2 separate regions of the Homo sapiens genome follow, and region 2 is linked to region 1. Evidence: chromatin loops called from intact Hi-C (ENCODE). Cell type or tissue: MCF 10A. All regions are shown on one strand.

What was found. Peaks named below come from ENCODE experiments on the same cell type or tissue, not always from the same donor. Only the 100,000 strongest peaks of a DNase experiment are listed, where the experiment ranks them.
Region 2: a loop joins it to region 1, with 23 times the contacts of the local background. A loop is called at or near these places in 12 of 110 quality-filtered maps.

Annotation. Positions count from the first base shown.
Region 1 is chr3:16,549,607-16,552,106 of GRCh38, forward strand. No RefSeq gene overlaps it. Among named protein-coding and RNA genes, the nearest start is that of LINC00690, 15 kb to the left of the region's middle. In MCF 10A, a CTCF peak has its summit at 1,356 (motif pointing left); a DNase peak (open chromatin) is centred at 1,365.
Region 2 is chr3:15,814,426-15,816,925 of GRCh38, forward strand. It overlaps a transcript of ANKRD28 not described here. Among named protein-coding and RNA genes, the nearest start is that of ANKRD28, 18 kb to the left of the region's middle. In MCF 10A, a CTCF peak has its summit at 1,423; a DNase peak (open chromatin) is centred at 1,486.

The DNA.
Region 1 (2,500 bases):
CAAAATTACTCTAATTTGGGAATTTGATACCAACATAGGAATGAGAAAATTGATTACTGAACCAGAAATCAGAATTTATCATATACTGATTGGTATGTGCAATTGGTAGGAAAAGGAAAGATTAATTAAATAGTCTGGGAACAACCGGCTTGAAACTAATATACTAAAATAAATTCCACAGGGATTAAATACAAAAATAAAACTACAATAGAACTCAAAGAAAATACAAGTAAATATTTTCCCATTTACCAGAACTCATCCATATGGCTCAACTCAACCGCAGGGGAGGCTTGAAAACGTGTGTGGCTCTTTGGGAAGCACTCACTGTTACTGCCATAGATACCTAACCTATTTCTAGGAATGAGGGAAAGGATGAAACAAAGGATTGAAACCGAAGGGCTTTCTGCCTATCCTTATGTTTATCAAAAAATTCCAATACCCAAAATACACCATCCCACAATTATAATTGGTTGCATAGGCAAAGCTTCTCTTTCTCATTTGATAATCCTGTATATCTTTATAAGGAGCACATTTTTAGCTGATATTCCAGCTGCATATTGGAATTACATCTGTTCTCATTCTCTTGTTAATAATGTTAATAACGAAGCTTGACTAATAAATTGCAAGGGCTAACTTTGGAGTGACTGGTTCAAAATTCCTTGCTAGTGAGGAAAACAAAAGAACAAATATATTTTAAGAATAGATCCACCATAATAACATGCTGATGGTCAAAACTGATCAGGTAATTTGGATGAAGCCTCACACCTTCTTACACTTTGCAAAAGAAATAGCAGGAAAGGACAGACAAGCCTGGGCTCCTGTTCAGCCCTGGGGAGGAAGCAGGTACAATGGAGCTGGCAGTGTGGTCATTCCTGCTGTGCCAAGCCAATTTGCTTGAACTTGAAACAGAAGTGTTAACCTCACGGCACGCAAGTCCACCCATCCTCTGCTTTTGCCCTCCTTGGGGGCTTTCAGTGGCGCTTGTTGGGGGGAGAAAAAGGTGCTTGTTTTATTCCCAGTTGTACAGAGCAGCTGATCAGTGTCTGCACGACTTCTTGAACAAAGAATGTATTTCAGACCTTCTTATTGCTTGCTTACTTCATTTAACATTTAACAGATGTCAGTTGTGACACACACACACTTTCTCCCTAGGCAATGGATTAAGGCAAATTTCATTTTATGCCTGGCACGAAAGCCATGCTACATTGTATATTGAAAGACTTTTTTTTTTTTTTAAGAGAGAAAGAGGGGAAAAACAATTCTGCCTTAAAATCCCTAATAATGCAAGAAAACCAATTTCCGCAAAGGCATTGTCCTGGAAAGCTTTGTTGGTTTATGGTGCCACCTAATGGGGATGTGTCAGATTACACAAGGGCTATTGCATCAGGTCGCACACCCTGTCATGGTGAACACACTGGTGGTGTGTGGCTGGGAATGCAGTTTATGCAGATGCCTGTGCTGGATGAGATGTTATCGTCACGTACTGTGTCTATGTCTAGTTATTTAACCTTGGGCAAGTCCCTCCACGCCTCTGAACTCAAGGATCCTCACCTAAAGGAGGCTTCTGGATGCCTTCTTTGTGAGACTGTTCACAGGACAAAGAAAAGGTGTACTTGGCTGGGCGAGGTGGCTCATGTCTGCAATCCCAACACTTTGGGAGGCTGAGGCAGGAGGATCACTTGAGGCCAGAAGTTTGAGACCAGCCTGGGCAAGATGGCAAGACCCCATTTCTACAAAATAAAAATTAAAAAATTAGCTGGGTGTGGTGTGTGAGCCTGTATCATACTCCATATCTGGGTAACAGAGAGACTCTGTCAAGAAAGAAAGAAAGAGAAGAAAGAGGAGAAAGAAAGATGAGAAAGAAAGAAAAAAGAGAAAGAGAAAAAAGAAATAAAGAAAAGGAAGAGAGAGAAGGAAAGAGAGGGAGTGAGGAAGGAAAAGAAGGAAGGGAGCAAGGAAACAAAGGAAGAAAAAGAGGGAAGGAAGAAGGAAGGAAAAAGAGAAAGAAAAGAAAGAGAAAGAAGAAAGAGAAAGAAAGGAAGGAAGAAGAAAGAAAGAAAAAGAAAGAAAGAAAGGGGAAAGAAAAGGTATATTTGAAATGGAGACATAGCCCAAGGCTCTTAAACTCAGGGTTATGTCAGTCATGATGTAATAAAATCATGAGGCCCTACATATATTGTTTTTCTCCTTTTGGTATAAGCTTGGGTTTCAGAGCCATGTTTTTCGACGCCAGTAAAACTTCCAGCACTAGCATGGAAATGAACTGCAGTCGATGGCTGCCCTCAAGGTTGGAGAGGGGATAGGAAACTGGGGCTGCGTTGAACTGGACAACACTTGTCTGGTCTCAGGTGGATGACTGGTGTCAGCCCAGAATGGCCAGGAGGTGTGGCAAGATTTTCCTGTTTGCCTAAAGAAAGTAACCACTTGGGATCTCCTGCTTGTAAATGTTGGCCCAAGTTTTTGAACTCTACAGGGGCTAAAGAAATCATCCCCGAGGACT
Region 2 (2,500 bases), 740 kb before region 1:
AAAACTTACTTTGGATTTTATTAATTCAGAATTTACTTTTATCCTTCTATCAAGAAAAAAAATACTAATCTGGGCAACAAAACATTTTTTAAAGGCTTTCTTTATATATTAAACAGAATTGGCTTCCCAGAAGAGACTTAAAAAGTGGTGTTTGTTTCTTAGAATTCCTAGCAACAAGTCATTCTCATAAATCTTAAACACAAACACACACACACACATATACACACACAAACTTTTCAAATGCATTCACTAATAATATATTCAGTTACTTACTAATCAGCAATTATTTACCCATGGGGACGTGTTGATTTAAGAAACTGCCTATGAAAAGTTTAAAATATTCAATCTATACGCTTTTTGAATATGTAGAACATACTCATTTCAGTAATACATAAATTTAAGAAATCACTGCAATATCTCTCAAAGAAAACTCTGGTAATTTTATACATATATTATATATAAAAAGTATATATATATACTTTTTTAAAGGTTAGGATAATACATACATATTATTTAGTAACTTGCTTGTCTCCATCACTCCTCATTTAACAATGTGGACCTTAAATATTCCGCAACACCCTGAATATGACATTCCATTCAAAAATACTGTATTTAATTTCCTAAGAGTAAATATTTGGGTTGCTTCTATTTTAAAATTCATATATAATAATTTTTCTAAGAATATTATATATTCTTGTATAATACTTTTCCCAAGATAAAAAATAAAATTCCCACAAGTTAATTTTAGTGAAATGGCTTGTCTTCACATAAATAAAATTAGGCCTAAAAAATTATGGAGCCATAATTCTCAAGTGCAATGACCTAGAAAGAACAAATGTCAGAATTACATTCCCTACATAAAAGTGTGGGGCCAACCACATTTCTTTTGTTTTTCTTTTATGACAAAATTTTGCCCTGTCACCCAGGTTGGAGTACAGTGGCCCAAATGTAGTTTCAACCTCCTGGGTTCAAATGATCCTCCCACCTCAGCCTCCTCAGTAGCTGCGACCACAGGCATGCATAACCTCACCCAGTTAATTTTTTAATTTGTTTGTAGAGATGGGGTCTCATTATGTTGCCTAGGCTGGTCTCAAACTCCTGGGCTCAAGCGATCCTCCTGCCTTGGCCTCCCAAAGTGCTGGGGTTACATGAGTGAGCCACTGCACCACCCACACACTTCTTATTGTTCTGAAAGAATCGTCATCAATGCTATGACAAAGAATCATCTTTGTTATAGTAATTACTATTGTAGTAATTAATGCCTTCTAAAATGTTAGAAGACATAAACTATCCTTGGATAGTTGGAGGAAGGTCAGCTATAGTTCTAAACATAAAAATCTGTTATTTCTTCCCTTGTCAAAATTATTTATGAACAAATCAACCTCATCAGAAAATATTAAAGGTACATTATTTTAGGTTCTACAGCATGTAACAGATATGGTAATAGAATTAGTCTGCCATATGGTGGCAGCAAATACCAAAGAAAATTAATTTCTTGAGTACGTCCATTTAAAAAGTTAATGTCTTCCCTGAGTCATGTATTTTAAACAAAGGTTTCAAATAGAAGAGGCTTTACAGGTTTTCATAATTATGTTTTAATCTTGTTATATTAATAGTCAAGCTCAAAACAATATCACGAGCGTATTTCTGACTGATTGAAAACCGCCTTCTGTTACTATGGCATTTACCAAATCAAACTGCCTCAAAAACTATGTGGCTCTTGATGCTTATCAGGCAACATGTAATTGCAATGATTTTCATTGTATTAACTAAAATTTACATATCTTATAGAAAAATTAAATTTTCTTACTTTAACCAAATCCACCTAGCCTAGCCTCCTACCTCCACAAATATTTACTCAATAATTGTTTGTTAATAACTATTTATATGCTAAATGCACGGAATATAGCAGTAAACACAAGAATAGTTTCAGGTTTCATGAAACTTACACAAAATCTCTCATGTATTTCCTTTTCCCTGATTTGTAATATGGGGTTATTAAGACCAGCTTAAGTTAACAGCCTAAGGATAAAAAATACTACAGTGTCTCTTCACCTATAATTTACAATTTAAAAAACACTACACAGAAATATTCAAGTAAGAAAGTTTTATTTTTCCTGCTATGACTATGACTGCTTTAAAGTCTTTCTGTTCTATAAAGTTGCTTCAAAAGGAAAAGTGTTTGGTGCCCTTTATTTTACTACACTATTTAACCCACTAGATGCTAACTAACAAACATTTAAGTTACATGAAACTGAAAAATGTATAAGAGCATCTTTTCATATAAAATTATCAAAGTATGTCAATCGTCTCAATTTATATATAGAAGTTATTGCCAAAGTGTCTTATAATCCAAGACACTGAGAGATAGGAAGCTAGGATAATGAGTAAATCCAAACTGAGAGTAAATATGTGCATAGGTTGTGCATAGATTAATCATAGAGTTAAAACACATCTGAAAACCCATCTCTATTAAAAAAGAGGAGGGAGGTAGCCACAG